2 separate regions of the Homo sapiens genome follow, and region 1 is linked to region 2. Evidence: chromatin loops called from intact Hi-C (ENCODE). Cell type or tissue: chondrocyte. All regions are shown on one strand. Links, peaks and the distances in the headings refer to the core of each region. The heading gives the core; the rest is flanking DNA. Region 1 overlaps ZNF318 (zinc finger protein 318). Region 2 has its middle 11 kb from the start of PEX39.

Evidence for each region. Hi-C counts contacts between places; a loop is a spot of excess contacts. Peaks named below come from ENCODE experiments on the same cell type or tissue, not always from the same donor. Only the 100,000 strongest peaks of a DNase experiment are listed, where the experiment ranks them.
Region 1: it touches region 2 in a loop (6-fold over the local background); 19 of 110 quality-filtered maps call a loop at or near these places.

What each region holds. Positions count from the first base shown.
Region 1 is chr6:43,329,524-43,340,671 of GRCh38, forward strand. It overlaps ZNF318 (zinc finger protein 318), which reads right to left. Exons shown (of 10, transcript NM_014345.3): 10 at 6,547-10,979. The coding sequence ends at 7,635. Among named protein-coding and RNA genes, the nearest start is that of CRIP3, 26 kb to the left of the region's middle. RefSeq lists an enhancer at 9,519-9,568. In chondrocyte, for the core only: CTCF peaks have their summits at 5,152 (motif pointing left) and 5,359; no DNase peak of the experiment used is centred there.
Region 2 is chr6:42,896,214-42,907,361 of GRCh38, forward strand. No RefSeq gene overlaps it. Among named protein-coding and RNA genes, the nearest start is that of PEX39, 11 kb to the left of the region's middle. RefSeq lists a silencer at 5,316-5,545. In chondrocyte, for the core only: CTCF peaks have their summits at 2,816 (motif pointing left), 3,037 and 5,443 (motif pointing right); no DNase peak of the experiment used is centred there.

The sequences.
Region 1 (11,148 bases), core at 1,383-9,382, 430 kb after region 2:
TTAGCATTTTTTGGCCAGGCGCAGTGGCTCACGCCTGTAACCTCAGCACCTAGTGAGGCTAAGGCGGGTGGATCACTTGAAGTCAGGAGTTTGAGACCAGCCTGGCTAACATGGTGAAACCCCATCTCTACTAAAAATAAAAAAATTAGCCAGGCATGGTGGCACACGCCTGTAATTCCAGCTACTCGGGAGGCTGAGGCACGAGAATTGTTTGTACCCGGAAGGTGGAGGTTATAGTGAGCTGAGATCGCGCCATTCCACTCCAGCCTGGCCGAAAGAGTAAGACTCTGTCCCCCCTCCAAAAAAAAAGGTACCCACTAGCATTTTTTCCTTTTTTCTTTTTCTTTCTTTCTTTTTTTTTTTTTTTTGAGACAGAGTTTCGCTCTTGTCACCCAGGCTGGAGTGGAATGGCGCAATCTTGGCTCACTGTGACCTCTGCCTCCCAGGTTCAAGCGATTCTCCTGCCTCAGCCTCCCAGCCTCCCAAGTAGCTGGGATTATAGATGACTGCCAACACCCCTGGCTAATTTTTTGTATTTTTAGTAGAGATGGGGTTTCACCATGTTGGCCAGGCTGGTCTCGAACTCCTGACCTCAAGTGATCTGCCAGCCTTGGCCCCGCAAAGTACTGAGATTACAGGCATGAGCCACCACACCCAGCCCTTTTTTTTTTTTTGAGTTGGTGTCTCTGTCCTCCAGGCTGAGGCGCAGTAGCCCAATCAAGGCTCACTGCAACCTCTGCCTCCCGGGTTCAAGCAATTCACCTGCCTCAGCCTCCCAAGTAGCTGGGATTACAGGCATATGCCACCATGCCCAGCTAATTTTTGTATTTTTAGTAGAGACAGGGTTTCACCATGTTGGCCAGGCTGGTCTCGAACTCCTGACCTCAGGTGATCCACCCACCTTAGCCTCCCAAAGTGCTGGGATTACAGGCATGAGCCACCGCGCCTGGCCCATTTTTAGTTTTTTTTAAATTTATTTTTGAGACAGGGTCTTGTTCTGTTGCTCAGGCTGGAGTGCAATAGTGCAATCAGAGTTCAGTGCAGTTTCAACCTCCAGGGTTCAAAGCGATCCTCCCACCTCAGCCTCCCGAGTAGCTGGGACTACAGGCATGGACCACCATGCCGGACTAATTTATTTTTTGTAGAGACAGGGTCTCACTATGTTGCCTGGCTGGTCTTGAACTCCTGGGCTCAACTGATCTGCTGACCTCGGCCTCTCAAAGTGCTGGGATTATAGGTGTGAGCTACCATGCCCAGCCCTTACTTGGATTTTATTTTATTTTTTTCAAGACGGAGTCTTGCTCTGTTGCCCAGGCTAGAGTGCAGTGGCATGGTCTTGGCTCACTGCAACCTCTGCCTCCCAGTTTCAAGCAGTTCTCCTGCCTCAGCCTCCTGAGTAGTTGGGATTACAGGTGTGCGCCACCACACCTGGCTAATTTTTGTATTTTTAGTAGAGATGGGGTTTCACCATGTTGGCCAGGCTGGTCTCAAACTCCTGGCCTCAAAGCATTCCACCCACCTCAGCCTCCGAAAGTGCTGGGATTATAGGCATGAGCCACCATGCCTGGTCCTCTACTGGCATTTTAAATGAGCAGAGAGTAAGGGGTTTCCTTGGTGTTTTGAAATGATGCTTGCCTGCTACTGTGTACCAGAGGTTTCAATGTGTGTGGGACAAGTACAAGACAGAGTGAAAACTGGTGGACAGCTGCCCTGAAGTCTGATATTGAAGGATCAAACATCTCCTTTGTGATTGTCCCCGCTTCACTGAGTCTCCTTTGCTTACTCATACCCCAATCTTCTAAGGACATACCCAATTTTACTTTGTCTTTGTATGGACCAATAAAAGAGGCTAGAACTGAGATAAGAGATGTTCTACTTAGGGGCACATTGGAGACTAGGGCCCAGGAAGAATATGAAGACCTGAACTCTACAGCTTTAATGTAAGTATCATGGCACAAAATGAGATATGGGACTTCAGGAATAATTTATTCAATGCTAAATAAGGTGAGGAGTGGCAAGTCTAAAATACATACCCTCTATGTACATTCTAATCTTGTTCATCCTCTACAGGTACAACAATATACACATTCACTCACCCAACTCACCATTTCCTGGCAGCTAAAATGACAGGATCTTCTCTACAACTTATCCCCACCCCCATCAGTCATACCCACCTTCTGGAAGTCAGATCCTTCAGGTGATTGCCTACTGGCCACAAGGGCACCCATCATTTCCGTGGCCTCTGTGGTTTCTATCCCTGCCTTTCTGGGGGCAGAAATGTCTGCTGCAGTCCTTCCTTTTGGAAATCTGAAGACTTTTGGAATTGCCCCTGAAAAGAAAGGAAGATAAGTGGGTGAGAGTCTGTAACAATGTGACCATAGTCATCCTTAGGAAGGTGGTTACAGGAAGGCTGGGTGGAAACTTAGCAGGGACAGAGTGTCAGAGAGACGAAATAAAATAATATCTTAATATGGCTGATTTTATCTCTGCTTTCTCCACATCCTCTACCTTTTGTTCTCCCGTTATGTAACTCTGCCTCTGTTTTCACCCTGTTCGTTCACTTCCCTTAAACATACTCATTTCCCTTATTTTCTACAAAACTTCTTTCTTGCCTAATCCTCCACAAATGGAACCAAAGCCTGTAAATCTTTAAATCATTACATCTAGATGTTATCTTCTGTCCTTTTGCATGCGACAGACTTTTTTTATCTTTTGTGTACCTGTATTACTTTGTGAAACAGGTATCTTGATTTATATCATTTAATGTCCAAGTGCTTGTACAACATTAATGAATATGAACAACCAGTTCAACAGAGGTTGGGGAAAGAATGGGAAGAGGAAGAGAGGAAGAAGGAAAGAATGGTAAGACATTCCTGAAGAAGGTATGTTGCCCAGCATCGATGGGAATAGAAGAATTTAGGAAGTCTTGAGGGAAAAGCAGCAGGACCTATTTGTAATGATGGAAAACAGACAAGAGGTGTGAAGGAAAACAGGGATGCACTGAGTAGGAGAGACACAACTTAAAAAAAATAATTTTAATACAGAAAAGTATACAGAGGGGTAAAAAAAAAACTGGCCTATAATTCCACAGCACTGGATAACCCTTACTACATGTTATCATTTTATACATGTATGTGTGTGCATGTGTATAGTTTATAAAACATTTATATTTTATAGAAAATGCATTTTCATGGTCACAATGTTGAAACAAAACAGAAGATACAAAATAAAAAGTGATAGCATTCCTTTTCCCTCTCCCAAAGGCAACCTTTTTTGGTTACGATTTAGTTTTGATGAGATGACAAGAGGATGCTGGAGACCATAAACTGTTGAATTACTTCTTCAACCAAATCAGAGGGGTTTGGGGTTTGACTGACTTCAGCATGCTTATGAAGTCTGGCTGGAAGGAAAAAGGAGGCCATTTGAAAACTGGATCCCCAAAACCTTTTGTTTTTGCTAACTGTAAGGTCAGTTTAACTCCTTCTCATCCTCAGTTTCTCTTCTAGGAGCTGCAGAAGCAGTGTTCCCATCATGGCCTGGTGCCATTATTCCAGAATGCTGTTGAAGTGAGGGAACCAATGGCAACCTTGACATGCCTCAATGATACAGTGCTTTGTATACAAAGACCCAGGACAGAAGCAAGAGGACAGCTGGCTTCTAGAGTGCTAAACACCCAGAAAATACAATAGGCAATTTACAGTTTTTACTGACTTATAATTTGCTAAGTATTCACAATTTGTTAATAAAAACAGCTACTATTACCACATTGATTCTTTCAATGAATTTTTATTGAGTACCTGCTATATGCCAGACAACTGTGCACTGTGAATACAATGATTAAAAAAATAGTAAGCAAAGACAGACTTCTTGCTTTGGGGAGTTTATCATGTACTTAAGGGGAGCATATATTAATCAAAGAAACATAAATGTAAAATTACAACCACATTAAATGCTACAACATAAACATACATGTTTTATATGTATTCTTCTGGAAGTGTATATGGGTTGAGGGCAAATCAGGAGAGTTGTGATTTTAAGAGTAGAAGATTTTCATTATAAATTCAACTTCGTGGCTTATCGATGAATATTGTATACACAACTTAGTTAAAAATTACATAAAAATTACTGCAATTTTAAACTCTAAAGAGATGTGCTCACAAAACTATTTGTCCATGTTCTCACATAAATCGTTAATAAATGAAGACTTTGTTTAGGTTCTTATCCTAGATTTAGTATGTAAGCTTTGTTAAGGTGAGAACCAAGGTTTAGGGATATATATTAATATATCAACAAAGCTTGCCTATATATGTTTATATATATATTATCTATATTATATATATAAAAGAAACTATACTATATATAGTATATATAAAACTATATACATATATACATATATATATATGTAAAAGAAACTACCTCACTTATTTCTGTTACAGGCTACATCCTCTCTGAACCCTCCTCCAATTTTTAAAATTACACTTTATGTTCCTATTGGATGCATGTGTCCTGTATGTCCACCTCCCCACCCCATTCTTCCTCAGTCCTGGAATCTGGCAGACTGATAAATTGACTATGTGCTGGCATGCTCTGCTACCAAAATACTAACTTTCTGACTTTTTAGAAAGATGAAGTGTCATGGGCGAAGTAATACTTAACTATATTATTCAGCAATATTAGCAGAATATTATGTGCCCTGTGAATATAATATGGCTTGTAAAGCAGGAAGCCCCCCATTTGCAAGGCCAGGGGGAATTTTTAGCGGGTTATACACCTTAGGTAAAATTAGGTATTTGCCCAAATTTAAACATAATTGCTGATCATCTGCTTCTCACAATTGAGGATATCTGATAAAAGTTGTTCCTGATGTTTGTAAAATTTAAAACATAGTTATATTACACCATAAGCTGCATTTAAAATTCAGGGCCCATTTCTTCCATGTGCCTAAGTCTCCTAAGTTGAAAGTTTATTCAGTACTGTGATAGTAGAGAACAACAAAAAAATATGCTCTATCTCCAGCTACTGGGTTAGAATTCTGTCCTTCCTTTCACCTGTCTTCTCTGGATAGGTTCCAAAGCTAGATCCCACTAACCAAAAGGAAGGAGGCAGCAACACTTCCTGCCCAGAATACAGAATCCTCAAAGTTCTCCCTCTGCTGGTTCAAGGAAGATATAAAGAATGTCACTCCCGTAACTCTTAAGTGAGCATTATTTTTGAAAAAGCCGGATTGGTAGATGCCTTTGGTGTAAATCCTGAAGTTATCCAGAGAATACAAGAGGAGTTACTACCAAAGCTTAGGCTCAAAGTACTCCAGCCCTAGCTACCTGAACTAGTTCTGCCCTTCCTACAATAAATTTTGCCTCTTTTTCTCTTCTCACTCAAGTAGCCCCCTCCTAACCTACAGGGTAAGATTTCAATGCCCTCTGAGGAAGTAAGGTTAGGATTGGGATCTTGATATGGTTACCTCCTCCCAACTCTTTCTCTAAAACCATCAGTCTCCCCCTAAAGGGAAGTGGAACTAAGTGAACAGGACTGAAAATCAGCACAAACTGGCATTAAAAATTATGTTCCCTGAATTCCTATAGATAACCTGCTATAACAGGGAGGGAGTAGTTCTCTGGGAAAACAAATCTCTCTGAAGCTTACTTGGGTTTAAACTCTTCTAAATGGCACCTTTTGAGTTAGTCTATGGTTTCCAAGCAAGAAAACTGCATTGAACTCAGGCTTTGTCCTAAAAACCAGGGCTAGAAAGGTGACATGGGCAGGATACCCTGACCCTGTACATATTGGTGCTAGGATAAAGATAACGATTCTTATCTCAAAGGAAACAACACAAAACAACTCTGTGACACAGTAAGGTAAACTAACTTGTCTAAAATCACAGCAAGGTAAATGACTGAGGCACAGTCAAGGATCTAGCTCTCCCAAATCTGTGTCCTTTCCATAACATAAGAGAGGCCAGAATGACTTCTAAATTGACATTAGTCAAAAAAATTAAAAATCCTTCCCAATGTTGACCTAGGGATTTTATAGCTCTGTACATAAGGAAACAGGAAAAAAAAAATTGGGGGAGCGGGGAGGTTAATCCAGATCAGCAATTTTGTATTATCTTTGAGGAACAGGTGGGTAAATAAGACTCCGAAGGCCCTGTTGAGTCAGGTTATAAACTGCTGACAACAGGGATACAAGAGGAAACTGGGACAGAGAAAATCTGAGGACTGAGCTCCCTAATTCCCAAGAGCAAGAACCTGATTGTCCTAGGGGAGCTCAGTTCCCAGAAAATCCTACGGAGAGTCAACACAAAGGTATATAAAAAGCTTCACAACAGGAAGATACCAATACCAGACAACTGTTGCCTACTCACTACCCACCCAGGCTGCGCTGGGGCAGACTATATATCCTAACATTCTGGCATGAAGTAGTTCTGACAAGTGAGGAAAGCATGGTTGCGGGTGCGGATAGACAATAGGGCAGCAGGGATTCACTGTTCTAGTTTTCCTTTGGAGTTCAAATGTGTGTGATTTCAAAACAAAAATCCAGAAGGAAACATGAGATTAATGCATTTATTCCAAGTAATTAACACATTAAAAATAAAGTTAAACTTGTCCAAGCCAACTCATAAATTCTTTAATCTTTTTAACAAAATATACAACCCCAAACATCGTACTATGGTTGAAATTAATTGGGAAAGGAGGAGGTAGAGGAAAGGATACATATGGGTTTGTGGAACAGGGAATGAGTTCAATCTCAAGACAAGTTTCAGAGATCTTCTACCCCTTCACAACACAAATGGCTGCTAAACAATTTAATACAAAGTGTTATTGGATCACAATACAATGAACAAAGGCCATTTCAAAAATAAAAGTGATCTCAAAAGCATATCTGCTCCTGGCAATGAACCATGAATAAGCCTTACCGATTTGTCGTCTTCTAAAAGTAAGCCTGCCAGATATTCTTCCATGTTTATTTCCAAACAGGTTTGTGGGTTAGCAGGACAATGCATCTCAAGAAAGGCAACAGAGTAAGGGAAGTACAGGAGTTGACATGCCAATAAGGGGTGTAAACAGTAAACAAAAGAGCTACTCACGCTGCATTTCAAACAATGTTAAGGCAGGCCCATCCAAATGGAAGCCTAAGAGATGAACAATTCTTCCAAGTTTTCCATTTCAGCAAGCTTTCTGGTGTTTTTCCCAGAGATGCATCAACTGCCCAGGAAATTGGGTAGGAATACAACACAGCAACTGGAGAGGTCAGCTGCCTCCATCCTCCCCCACATTTCAGAAATGGCAGAGTCAAAGCCAAAATACAATCAAAGCACACTATGTGGTGAGCCAGTTAGACATGTGATTTTAATGACAAAGTGGGAGAAAATAAATTGGCCAAAAAAATTAACAAAATACATTTTTACAGATATATATATATATATATAAGTTGTTATCGATTTGTCTGGTGTTTTAAGGGGAAAGGGAAAAGGAAAGGAGGTAAATTTTTTAGCTTCCATGAACATTTACTTTAAGATGCTGACTGCATCTCTTGGTGTAGGTTCCAGATGAGATAACAAACTAGTCTTGGATCATCTGGGCATCTGATTTCTAGAAGCCAATGATTCACTCACAAGTAGCTCTAGGTATTTATTCTTAGTTGTGAACACTGGATTCTGTGTGGTCCTGGATGGCACCAACTGTAGTTTCCTGTTCAGGCATTCCCTGAGGGACCATATTGTCTTCAATTACCTGCTCCCTTGGAGGGGACCTTGACACTGGAGCTTTAACCAAATTCAGAGGGTCGCCACTGTCATCATCTACTTGCAGAATTGCCACCTCTGTGGTGGATGCATTCGATATTTCTAGCTGTAATGGCCCCAACTCCAGGGAACTACATTTAGAAGGGTCACCTGGCTCAGAGAGTGGAGAACACAGTTTATCTTTTTGAACTCCAGAGGTCCGTGTGACAAAGTCAACAAGGTCTGGAAGGCAAGGAGATGGCCCAAGGCCTGCAGAATTAATTGTTTTTAATTCCAATCCGAGTGACTCTTGTTTGTCTAATTGGGAAGATTCTTTTACTTCCTCAGGCATCATTCCTCCTGCTAACAGGTCAAGGGCCTGGTGTGTTCCCTCTAGGCCCCCCAAGCCACGGTCAACATTTTCTGTAAGTCCAGTTTTCAAAATGTTAGGAGAAGGGATCCTAACACTCCTGGGATTAGGTGAGTTTCGTTCACCCTCTGTCTCAAAGTCAAGCACCAAGGTTTTGGGAGAATCTAACGGAAACCCAGAAAAAGATGGGATTGGTTCGAAGTCAGCGGGATCGGAGGAATTACACCCTATAGGTGATACAGAATTTTCTTCACACACTTTCTGACACAAGACAGTTGGGGATCTATGTGCTGGGCTTACCCGAGTAGTGCAGAAATCAACAGGCATATCCCCCAGATTCCCCAGGGCAGTAAGCTCCTCTACCTTTAAGTCTGTAGCTTCAAAGTCTTCTAGGGCCTTGCTTTCTATTGTCACTGTTAACTCTGGATGGACATCTTGTAGCTCCAGTGCTTCTGTTTTTGGTTTCTCTGGGCTCTCCCAGGTCTCTGGCCTCTTCTTGTTTTCATCCCAAACAGCCAACTCATAGATCTTTTTAACTTGAAAGTCTTTTGATCTTTCTCTCTTGAGTTTGAGACTTCTGTACCTAGAAGTTCTAGAAGCTGATTCTGGAGCTGAATTCTCTAGCCCCTCCTCACTAACAACTGAAACTCCTTGCTCTTGTGGACTACCTGTTAAACACATAGCTGATCTGGCTGGGGAATGAAGCAGCAACTCTGGGGCAGAAATTTTCACAGGTGTATCTTGTGGGTTGAGTAAAGACCTAGCTTCTGATAAAAATGAGTCTAATTTTGCCTTTGTGAAAGAGCAAGCCTGTGGACTCAATTTGATCACTACTTTACTTGGAGTTTCACTTCCTGTCATCAATTTATTGGACTGTTCAGCCTCTTTGTCAATCATTAGCAAGTTGGGCTGTTTTACTTCTCCCTCCCACATGTATCTGTTTCCATGGTTCAAATTAGAATCATCTATGCTGTGGGGTCCAATGCTGGTACTTACTCCCTCATCAACTATCCCCTCAGACAGCTCCTTTACCCTTTCTTTTAGTTCAGTGTTTGTCTCTATCTCACTTTCTCTACAATCCTCAGATTTACGGAGCTCTTGGCTTTCCTTATCCTGGTTAACAGATTCTCTGAGGTGGATTTCTACCAACTTCTGAGATTCTTTGCACTGTATATCTAACAGTTGAGGAGGTGGTTCTACACCAGGTGGTCCTGGCTCTCCCAGGTCAAGCTCACTCTTCTCTGGAGATATATCCCTACTAGTGTCACTCTGGAAGGAACTAGAGGTCCATATGGCCAAAGTGTCTGTCTTTGGGGTAATTGTTTCATAAGGCCTGCTTTGGCACAACCTTGTCAGAGGCTGTAGGAAGCCATAGGTGCTGCCTGTGCTTTTTGGGCCTACATGTTCTACAACTGACCATTTCCCTAGGGCCACCAGAGTTTTTGCAATGGGCTTTTCAGAGTTGCTAACTATAGGAGCAGCGACCAAACCCTCATCTTGATGCAACTCCTCTTGGGATGCACTGCTGTTCAAAGGAGAAGTAGAAGAGGTGTCTGAACTTTTGGTTCTAGAGAGGTTGCTATTTTCCCCATTGGCCAATGGACCACCACTTAGCTTAGTCTCAGGGGCCCCCTTAGTCTCAGGGGCCCCCTTTCCACCACTACTATAGAATATGTCATACAGGTCCTTAGCATTGGCTGTGGCTAAGCATGAATTTCGCTTCTCTAATTTTTTGGCTTGTTCACTGAACACACTTGAGAGGGGTGGTGGAGGACGTACTAACACAGAGAACAGGGTCTGGTCTCGGTCACTCTCACTCACCCCAGGAGCTGTCTCATCAGAAGGAATGGCAGCTGGCTGTGCTGAGGCCATGATGGCTACAGGCAACACTGGGTTCAAAATGTTAGGACCCACGAAGCCAGGGCTGAGAGTCTGAGATACAACTGGGTTTGATTTTACTGGAGCCAAGATAGCATTTGCTTGAGCAGCAGACGGGGCAGCTGGATGAGGTATAACGGGGGGTGGTGGAGGTGGTGGAGGTGGGGGTGGTGGAGGAGGTGGTAGTATTTGTTCAGGTAAATGAGATGGCTCACTCTTTTCAGCCAACACCACTTTTTCCTCTGGAGACCCTTTTAGAATCACCTCTTCCCCTCCAAATGCTTTGGAGATGATGTCTGGAGGTAAGAGGAGATCAGCTGAAGACTCTTTAACCACTGGCAGAGGTTTAGCAGTGGTTCCAGAGGACTTAATAGACAGAAAGGTGTTAAGAGGAGCTGGCTTGCTCATTGTGGCTGAACATGACTTGCGGAGTACTGTGGATGGAATAGGCAGGTTGGGTCGGATCTTAGTCTGTGTGGAAGTTGTCACAACAGGCATCCAAGGGCTGGTATGTGCAACAACAGTTTTCCCAGAGAGCTTGATTTTGATAGGCTTTGCCTTCCCAGCTTCAGTTTTGCCATCCTCTTTGTCCTTACTACTTTCTAGAATCTCTTCTTTAGAGATACTTGGGGTCACCAATGAACTTTTCTCCTCTTCTTTTTCTGGCTTCTTCCAGCTGAATTTCCCAAAAGAAGATGATGTTGGTGATTCCTTCTTTACCTCTTCTTTTAACTGGAGTTTGATGCCAGTGTTCCTTTTATTTTCAGCTTTTTCAGGGGAGTTCCTACCCTCAGAGAGTTGGTCTTCTAATTTCTCAGAGACCTTGTCATCCTCCTTTACTTCTTTCACAGCCTTTGCCTTTTTTTCTTTCTTCTCCTCCTTTGGTTTCTCACTAAGTTTGCGCTTTAGCTCACTCTGCCGTCGCCGTTCTGTCTCTAGGACCACAGCCAAGCCAGCTTGGCGGTCCAGATTCCGCCGCTCCTCATATAATGGGTTTTCATCCACATATTTCTGGGAAGAAAAAAGATAAAGACTCAAAAACTGGTGAAAATACAAGAGAAAAAAATCTTGGCCCCGCTACTGTTAGAATTCATTTAGTAGAAATCCCCAGAATTATCTTCCTCAAGGACATACGGGATGCTATCTGCTGAGCATCTCCCACTAGGATTGAGGAGAACTT
Region 2 (11,148 bases), core at 1,578-9,577:
GTAGGCATTAAACATCCTGGTGCCTTCCCTAGGCAAATAGGAGGATAATGATACCCAGTGGAAACATTTATCATCATTCCTTCTTCTTTAGGTTGGGCAGGGCAACAATCGTCTGTGGGGCCTGGTACCCATGCCCTATTATTAACATATACTTCAACAGGATTATCCATCCATGTGACTGCCCAAATTAAGGGTGGGAAAGGCACATAGGCACAGTAAGTATAATTAGTTGCAGCTGCTCCTGCAGACATGGGGAGACTTACTACCGTTGATATAATAATCAAAGCTGTAAGCAGTATATTCTCTGGAGTTCACATTACCCTTGTGTTCTTTAGGCTTTTTTTAGCTAACTGTGTCAGCTTCTTTAATTGGGCCCAAGTCGGTGGCTCCGCTTCCTTGGTGGATGGCAACTTCATCTGTTCTTCTGATATCACCATTTTATTTACCTGGCGAGTCGATGATGCTCAATTGAGGGTTTTTTGTCTCCGCAGAGGCGCTTTTCTTCGCATCTCCAAGGGGTTCATTGTAGAACTTTAAATTTCTAGTGGGTATCCAACCAGGAAGCTGATTTTCTCCTTGTGAAACACAAGCAAAGCCTCTCTCCCATGTTATCACCTTCCCTATTTCCCATGTCTTATTTTTCTTGTCTTTCCACCAAATCAGTTTTCCTTCATGTGGGCTATTCTTTTTACCAGTAAAATGTTGTTCTGCAGAAGTAGTGGTTTGATTTCTATAAATGTTTAAAAAATTTAAAGTATAGAGTGCTAGATTAAGTTGCATCTGGGGAGTGTTATACTCCTTACTGTCTTTTTTCCTTTTTTTGTTTAACCAATTGAGCTTTGAGTGTTCTATCAGTTTTTTCAATTATGGCCTGTCCTTGGGAATTATAAGGGATTCCTGTTGTATGTGTAATTTTCCACTGATTTAAGAATTTTTGAAATGTTTTACTACAGTATCCTGGCCCATTATCCGTTTTAATTTTTTCTGGAACTCCCATGACAGCAAAACAAGATAATAAATGTCTTTTAACATGGGAAGTATTTTCTCCTGTCTGGCAGTTTGCCCTTACAAAATGTGAATAAGCATCAACTGTCACATGGAGAAATGACAATTTTCCAACTGAAGGTACATGTGTGACATCCATTTGCCATAACGCATTAGGACACAGACCTCTGGGATTAACTCCTGCCTCCTGAGTGGGCAGGTGTGGAATCTGACACTGGGTGTAATGTTGTACAATATTTTTTGCCTGTTTCCATGTGATGTCAAATTTATTTTTTAGTCCTGTTGCATTTACATGAGTCAAGGCATGAAGTTCTTGTGCTTCCAGGAATGCAGATGATACTAGCAAGTCAACTTGTTCATTTGCTTTAGTTAAAGGCTCTGGTAAATTAGTATGTGCTCGAATATGAGTAACATAAAATGGGAAATTTCTTTTTCTTACAGTTTGTTGTAACATATTAAACAGCTGGTTTAACTGATCATCTATACTATATTTGATTAGGGCTGTCTCAACATCCTTTGTAGCCTGTACTACATATGCAGAATCTGATACAATGTTAATAGGCTGATTAAAATCTTGTAACACTGTAATGACAGCAACCAACTCTGCTCTTTGAGCCCAGTGATATTGAGTTTCAATGAGTCGTTCTTTTGGCCTGGTGTAAGCCGCTTTTCCATTGCTGGAACCATCAGTAAACACTGTCAGAGCATTTTCTAAAGGTTTATGTCTAGTAATTTTAGGTAAAATCCAAGTAGTCAATTTTAAAAACTGGAAGATTTTTGTTTTTGGGTAATGATTGTCAATAATTCCCACAAAATCAGCAAGACCAATCTGCCATGCACCAGAATTGATAAAGGCTTGTCTAACCTGTTCCTTGTTTAAAGGAACAATGATTTTATCTGAGTCACTTTCACACAATTTTATTATTCGTAATCTTGCCTGACCAATTAATGTAGCCATTTGATCCAAGTACAATGTAAAAGTCTTAATTGTACTATGAGGAAGGAAGAACCACTCCACAAGATCTGTATTTTGAGCAATAATGCCTGTTGGAGAATGTGCAGTAGCAAAAATCAAAAGTTGGAGTGGGGCTAAGTGATCTATTCTATTTACTTGTGCTGACCGAATTTTTTCTTCAACTAATTCAATTTCTTTAGTTGCTTCTGGAGTTAATGTTCTTTTACTATTCAATTCTGGATCCCCTCTTAAGATAGAGAACAAATTTGACATGGCATAAGTAGAGATGCCTAGAGTTGGCTGAATCCAATTAATATCTCCTAGCAATTTTTGAAAGTCATTTAATGTTTTTAATGTGTCTTTTCTTATTTCTATTTTTTATGGTTTAATTTTCGTTTCCTCCACCTGCATTTCCAAGTAATGGAAAGGAGTAGAGGTTTGAATCTTATCAGATGCTGTCGTCAGTCCTGCGTTTGCAACCTCTGTCTGCAGAAATGTGTAACAGTCAATTAATTTGTCTCTCCTTTCTGTAGCACACAAAATATCATCAACATAATGAATGATATAAGAGTCTGAAAACTGTCTCTAATTGGTTGAAGAGCTTGAGCTACAAAAGTCTGGCAAATAGTTGGACCATTAAGCATTCCCTGAGGCAACACTTTCCACTGAAACCTGGTGGCTGGTTCTTTATTATTTATGGCTGGTATAGTAAAAGCAAATTTTTCAAAATCCTGTTTTGCCAGAGGAACGGTAAAAAAGCAATCCTTCAGATCAATTATAACTAAAGGCCGATCTTTGGGGATCATGACCGGAGAGAGCAACCCAGGTTGGAGAGCCCCCATGGGTTGAATTACAGCATTAACGGCTCTTAAGTCGGTCAGCACGCGCCATCTGCCGGATTTTTTCTGAATTACAAACACAGGAGAATTCCAAGGCGAAAATGAAGGCTCAATATGTCCCTTTTCTAATTGTTCCTTTGCTAATAAGTGTAAAGCCTCCAGCTTTTGTTTTGGTAGCAGCCACTGATTCACCCATACAGGTTTTTTTGTTTTCCAAGTTAATGGAATGGGTTTTGGAGGCTCTACAGTGGCCGCTCTTAAAAAGGATACCCTATTCCTTTTCTTTTTTGAGTTTTTTCAGCCTCAATTGGGACTTTAATGCTGTCTTCATTCTTTCCTAGTCCCTTTTCAGGGAGATATCCCATTTTAGTTATGATTTTTTGACTCGTGGGGCTGTATTGGGGGCTGGGATAGTAATCGCTGCATGCCATTGTTGTAACAAGTCTCGGCCCCATAAATTAATTGGAATAGAAGTGATCATAGGCTGAACTGTACTTTCTTGATCATCAGGTCCTAGACAATGTAAACTCATGGCACTTTGATACACTTCTGAGGCAGTGCCTACGCCGACAAGTCCTGTAACAGGCTTTTGTTTAGGCCAATTTTGGGGCCATTGATTTAAGGCAATGATAGCACCATCACCCAGTATCCACTAATCCTTCAAACTGCTTTCCCTGAATAGTGACTGCACACACGGGTCTATCCTCTGAGACCTGACTAGCCCAATAAGCGGCTTTTCCGGCAGGGTTGGTACTTCCAAACCCTCCTGTTCTTTCCGTTTTGTTTTTCCCAATTTTAATACAAGGCAAAAGCAGTAATTGTGCAATTCTATCACCTGGATTGGCACTCCAGGGAACAGTGGAGCTGATCACTAACTGAATTTCCCCTTTATAATCTGAATCAATTACACCAGTATGAATTTGGACTCCCTTCAAATTTAGACTTGATCTCCCTAAAATAAGGCCTACCGTCCCTTCTGGCAGCGGGCCATATACCCCTGTAGGAATCTTTTGCGGGGGCTCTCCAGGGAGTAAAGAAACCATTTGAGTAGAACACAAATCTACTGCTGCGCTGCCTGCTGTGGCAGGGGACAGCTGTTGTATTGTTGTAATTGGCTGACTCCCTGAAGTGGTGGTATTTCCTGCGGGAGTTTTTGTCCCTGAAAACCCTGAGGAACAAACGGCTGAATCGGAATGCCCCAATTTGTTGCGGGGCCTGAGGCTGGCCCCTCTTCCCATTTCCCCAACAATGGTTGCCCATCTTTATCAAATTTAGAATGACATTGATTAGCCCAATGTTTTCCTTTTCCACATTTTGGACACAGGCCAGGTGGCTCTTTATTTTTTGCCGTTATAGCTTGATTTATTTATATTTATATTTTTCTTTTTTTTGAGACGGAGTCTGGCTCTGTTGCCCAGGCTGGAGTGCAGTGGTGCGATCTCGGCTCACTGCAAGCTCTGCCTCCTGGGTTCATGCCATTCTCCTGCCTCAGCCTCCCGAGTAGCTGGGACTATAGGCACCCGCCACCACGCCTGGCTAATTTTTTGTATTTTTAGTAGAGATGGGGTTTCACCATGTTAGCCAGGATAGTCTCGACCTCCTGACCTTGTGATCTACCAGCCTCGGCCTCCCAAAGTGCTGGGATTACGGGTGTGAGCCACCGTGCCCGGCCAGCTTGATTTATTATATTCTGTTTACTTAAGACTGGGCAACTCCTTTTCGGATGACCGATTTGACCACAATTATAACATTTTTTCCCAAATGTTCTAACTTGTCCTCCTAAAGCGACTCCCGCTATTGCTTCAGCCATTAGCATTGCCTTTATACATAGCTCCTCCAATCCCATCATAAGCCTTCACTTATTCTGTAATTACATCAACTCCTGCTGGAACTTTTCTTTTTAATGGCTTTATGGCCGATTGACATTCTGGATTTGCATTTTGATAGGCCATTAATTCTACAATATCTTTTCGGGCGTTATCATCTGTAACAGATTTTTGAGCAGCATCTTGCAACCTTGCCACAAAGTCTGGATATGGCTCTTTAGAGACTTGTCTAATTGAATTAAAAGAAGGGCAGGTGGTTCCCAGGTCCTGAATTTTTTCCCAGGCCCTGAGGCAAATAGCCCTTAGGTGTTCAATAGCCCTTAGGTGTTCAACAGGTGTTCTGCATTACTGATTGTTGGTTAATGGTGCTCCAATTTGGACCTGTTCCTAGCAATTGGTCTGCATCTATATTAACAGTGGGGTTAGTAACCTGATTTTTTCGTACCTGTTCTTGTACTCCATCGATCCACCACGGTTTAAACTGTAGAAACTGAGAGGGTGAAAGGGAAGATTTAGCCAAAATTTCCCAGTCATAAGGAATAAGTCTATTTCCATGAACAATGGAATCTAATAATGTTCTCACATAAGGGGAGTTGGGTCCATATTAACTCCTTCCTTCATATCTTTTAACATTTTCATGGTGAAAGATTCATATCTAGCTTCAGTTTGGACAGACGCTCCTGCTAGAGTCCCTTTCCCGGCCGGTATCGGTTGTAAAATTACCGGGAACTCCCATGCCTCAAGATCTCCCTGTTTACTGGCTTTATCAATAATTTCATGCAGTGTACTACCTTGTCCACTAGGTGGTGCGGTAGGATTAAACACCACTGCCGTGGGTTGCTGGTATGGTGCCGTGCTATTTGGCACAGGACACACCACTTGAGGTCTGTATTTAACCTCTGGAGGTGGCCGATACTGAAGGTCGGCTGGCGGCCAGTACTGATAAATTACTGGTGGTTGGGTCTTATTTTCTACCAGCTTATATTGTGGATACTGCATCTGAATTGGCATTGCCGGGATAGAGACTCTATCCTTTTCTACTTGATATTCTCTTGGGGTTTGTACTTGTCTAACCTCCCTTTGAGGTTGTAATGTTACAGGTATCTGAACCACGGGAGGAGTTGATGGCCATCGTGGTTTAGGCTCTGATGGCCCCAATAATTCTGGACCTCCTTCCCCCAATTTTGATTATTCATGATATATTACCTCCTTTAATTGATTGTAGTCAACATTTTGCGTTGACCAAGCCATTACAGACTCTGCTACATATTTACAATGTGAACTTTCCATTCCTTTCCTAAACTCTGTCTCTGCCTCTTCTTCACAATCTATTACACAGCTTTCAGGGGCAGCAGAAATGCTATCTTCTTCTGTTTGAAACGGTTCTAAAGTTGCTTTAATAATGGCCCAATCATTCCATACTGTAAGTAGGATGATTTTACCTTCCCTATTTGCTTGTTTTAATTCTTTGCCAATTTTTTTCCCAATCTTTTAGATCTAAAGTTCTCTGTTCTGGAAACCAGGGGCAAAATTGTTCTATTGTTTGAAATAGCGTAATTAGATTTTCTGTAGAAGCCCTAACTCCCCCTCTTCTTAAAAGAATTTTAATGAAGCTGAGATAAGAGGCATATTTACTTTCAGTTTGTCCCATTGTTACCCTGGGTTCCTCCGAGCACACAAGCTTACCGCAAGGCTGACGGTGGACGTACTCGGGAATCTCTCGTCGACTGTCCTCAATGCTCACGTTCTTAATGTACCTTCACCTTAGAGAAAGGCACCCACATTGGCGGCAGATGAAGGGGTGGCCTGCCCCTCCACACCTGTGGGTATCTCTCGTCAGGTGGGACGAGAGACTAAAAAAAGAAATAAGACACAGAGACAAAGTATAGAGAAAGAACAGTGGGGCCCAGGAGACTGGCGCTCAGCATACAGAGGACCTGCACCGGCCCCCGTCTCTGAGTTCCCTCAGTATTTACTGATTATTATTTTCACTATCTCAGCAAGGGGAATGTGGCAGAACAGGGTGATAGCGGGGAGAAGGTTGGCAAGAAAACATGTGAGCAAAGGAATCTGTGTCACAAATAAGTTCAAGGGAAGGTACTATGCCTGGATGTGCACATAGGCCAGACTCATGCTTCTCTCCACCCAAACATCTCAGTGTAGTAAAGAATAACAGAGCAGTATTGCCACCAGCATATCTCACCTCCAGCCACAGGGCGGTTTTCTCCTATCTCAGAATAGAACGAATGTACAATCGGGTTTTATACTGAGACATTCCGTTCCCAGGGGCATGCAGGAGACAGAGGCCTTCCTCTTATTTCAACTGCAAGAGGCCTTCCTCTTTTACTAATCCTCCTCAGCACAGACCCTTCACGGGTGTTGGGCTGGGGGATGGTCAGGTCTTTCCCGTCCCACGAGGCCATACCTCAGGCTGTCTCAGTGGGGAGAAACCTTGGACAATACTGGCTTTCCTGGGCAGGGGTCCCTGTGGCTTTCTGCAGTGCATTGTGCCCCTGGTTAATCGAGAATGGAGAATGGCGATGACTTTTATCAAGCATACTGCCTGTAAACGTTTTGTTAACAAGGCACATCCTGCACAGCCCTAGATCCCTTAAACCTTGATTCCATACAACACATATTTCTGTGAGCACAAGGTTGGGGCTAAAGTTACAGATTAACAGCATCTCCAGGCAAAACAATTGTTCAGGGTACAGATCAAAATGGACTTTCTTATGTCTTCCTTTTCTATGTAGACCCAGTAACAGTCTGATCTCTCTCTCTTTTCCCTACAAGTTTGGCGTAGGCTGGGTATGGTGGCTCACGCCTGTAATCCTAGCACTTTGGGAGGCTGAGGCGGGCAGATCACCTGAGATCAGGAGTTCGAGACCAGGCTGACCAACATGGAGAAACTCCATTTCCACTAAAAATACAAAAATTGGCCGGGCACGGTGGCTCACGCCTGTAATCCCAGCACTTTGGGAGGCCGAGGCGGGTGGATCACCTGAGATCAGGAGATCGAGACCATCCTAGCTAACACGGTGAAACCCTGTCTCTACTAAAAATACAAAAAAATTAGCCAGGCGTGGTGGCGGGCGCCTGTAGTCCCAGCTACTCGACAGGCTGAGGCAGGAGAATGGCGTGAACCTGGGAGTGGAGCTTGCAGTGAGTGGAGATTGCACCACTGCACTCCAGCCTGGGCGATAGAGTGAGACTCCATCTCAAAAAAAAAAAAAAAAAAAAAAAAAATAGAATTTGGCCTTTGTCCCTGGTGCTTGGGAGGGAGACTCAATCCTTAGAATTTCTCAAGTACTAAGAGTGATATTTATGGCCCAGATAGTTTATGCTAATTCGGTGACTCATGGTGGGCCATAAGCAGTTTCAGGATAGGAGCTGACCATATCAGAAAGACCAACTCTGTGATTAGAGATTGGGGATTCAATCCACTTGAGGTTCAGGGAGGGGAAATGGAACTGAATCTCCAGCCAGTGATTTAATCAACTATGCCTATGTAATGGAACTCTGATAAAAAAAAAAAAAAGAAAGAAAAAACTCTGAATGCAGGCTGGGAGTGGTACCTCAGGCCTGTACTGCCAGCACTTTGGGGAGGCCAAGGCAGGAGGATTGCTTGAGCCCAGGAGCTTGAGTCTCCAACCTGAACCAGAGAGCAAAATCCCGTTTCTACAAAAAAGAATAAAATTAGCCGGGTGTGGTGACATGCACCCGCAGTCCCAGCTACATGGGAGGCTGAGGTGGGAGGATCACTTGAGCCTGAGAGATAAAAGCTACAGTGAGCCGTATCATGCCACTGTGCTCCAGCCTGGACAACACAGCCAGACCCTGTCTCAAAAACAAACAAACAGGCTGGGCATGGTGGCTCACGCCTGTCATCTCAACACTTCGGGAGGCCGAAGCAGGCGGATCATGAGGTCAAGAGATCAAGACCATCCTGGCCAATGTGAAACCCCGTCTCTATTAAAAATACAAAAATTAGCTGGTTGCGGTGGCACACACCTGTAATCCCAGCTACTTGGGAGGCTGAGGCAGGATAATCGCTTGAACCTGGGAGGTGGAGGTTGCAGTGAGCCAAGATCGTGCCACTCCAGCCTGGGTGACAGATAGAGACTCTGTCTCAAAAAAAAAAAAAAATACAAGCAACAACAAAAAAACTTCTGGATACAGAACTCTGGAGTGCCCTGGTTGATGAACATATGGAGTGTCAGAGGGCAGAGGGCGACATAACCTGCCTGATTCCGCAGGGAGAGGGCATGGTATCTCTGCATTCAGAACCCTCTCACACTTGCCCTGCATGTCTCCCTGGCTGGTTGTGCTGATTTCTATCCTCCATAATAAAACTGTAATCATAAGAATAGCACTTTCCTGAGTTCTGTGAGTTGTTGTAGTGACTTATTGAATCTGAGGGGGATCATGAGAAACCCCCAAATTTGTAGCCAGTCAGTCAGAAGTGTGGGTGACCTGAGAATCCCCCTGACCTTGCAGCTGACCTCTGAAGTAAAGGCAGTTTTCTTGGGGATTGTGCATTTTAACTTGCGGGGTCTGCACTAGCTCTGGATGGTGAGTGCCAGAATTGAACCGCAGTACGCCAGTTGGTAGTTAACAGAATACTACGCGATGGAAGAACTTATCACGTCTGTGGCCTGGGTCAATTCCCCGGGCAGACTCCTTCAGTTCTTCCCCTAAGGATTTCTTCCTAACTCACCAGGTTCACTTTCTTTCCCAGATGTCCTTGGCCCTGGTTCTACTCCCAAGATCCTTGCTGGGAGGCTCTGGTTTCTTGCTATACCATTGCCTCCTTTCCTGCCAGCCAAGTGCAAGATGAAAGCATGCCTATGATGTCAAAACGGACTTGGGTGTTCTCCCAGCCACAGTAAAAGTCAAATGTCCTCGGAATTAGGGAGAGTGATGTGCATGTGGTTGGGAAGTGGGGGATCATCTCAGTGTCATTCTTAAATCTTCTCTCACATTCTTTCATTTTGTCCACAGCACAACCCCATAAAATGATCAGGACAAGTTAGGAATTAGGGATTGACAAGAAGGACCTCAAACATCACTGAGTCCAAACCCTCTTAGATAGCTAACCAAGTCCATGAAAGGAAGTAACAGCTGGGTTTGGAACCGAGGCCTCCTGACTCCTGACCCAATGCTCTTCCATTAAACCAGGCTGCCTCCCCTTGATGGGGCTCAGAGGCCCCTGCCCTGTGGGCAGCCATCTAAGCTCATGCACTGCCACAGATATGCATGCAGAAGGCAGGGAGAGAAAATAAGGAAAATTGAATAAACAGACAGAGGCAATGGTATTTCCCATCCAGGTAAATCTAGAGCCTCTCCTTGAGTCAGCCAGGGCACCAGAGGCCAAGAGGTTATTTCAGCAGGGGGTAGCAAGGCCAGGTATCAACCTCTAGGTCTAGAGATAGGTTCCAAACATCCCTAAGCTCATTTATAATTCGTCAGACATCTTTCATCGGTTATTTAAGATATTTCTCGGCCAGGCGCAGTGGCTCATGCCTATAATCCCAGAACTTTGGAAGGTCAAGGCAGGCAGATCACTTGCAACCAGGAGTTTGAGACCAGCCTGGGCAACATAGCAAAACCCCATCTCTACTAAAAATACAAAAAATTAGCTAGGCAAGGTGGTGCACACCTGTAGTCTCAGCTACGTGAGAGGCTGAGGTGGGAGGATCAATTTAGCCTGGAAGGTCAAGGCTGCAGTGTGCCGAGATCGTGCCACTGCACTCCAGACTGAGCAATGGGAGTGAGACCCTGTCTCAACAGATATAGCTAGAAAGATGATAGATAGATAGAGATAAATAGATAGATAGACAGACACGGCCAGGTGTGGTGACTCATGCCTGTAATCCTAGCACTTTGGGAGGCCAAGGCAAGCGGATAACATGAAGTCAGGAGTTCGAGACCAGGCTGGCCAACATGGTAAAACCCCATCTCAACTAAAAATACAGAAATTAGGTGGCATGGTGGCTCACGCCTGTAATCCCAGCACTTTGGGAGGCTGAGGCAGGTGGATCATCTGATGTCAGGAGTTCGAGACCATCCTGGCCAGCATGGTGAAACTCTGTCTCTACTAAAAACACAAAATTATCCAGGCGTGGTGGCGGGCACCTCTAATCCTAGCTACTCGGGAGGCTGAGGCAGGAGAATCACTTGAACCTGGTAGGCAGAGTTTGAGGTGAGCCGAGATGGCGCCACTGCACTCCAGCCTGGGTGACAAAGCGAGAATCCCTCTCAAAAACAAAACAAAAAAAGAATCCCTTGATGGCAACTTGAAGGAGCCCCTCATCTCCTCCAGGCACAGGCACATGTGACTAAGGACAGGACCGGGATGTCATTGTAAAGGTTGCCGAGATTCAGTGCTAAGTAAATGCTTAGCCCTCCAAGTCTCTTATGCTAAAGTAAGGGCATTGCTGGGAAAGGTCTGGGAGCCTGAGATGAGATGGAGACATTTAGGCAGACATGAATAAGACTGAGAACTTTGAAACCCCAAATTCCC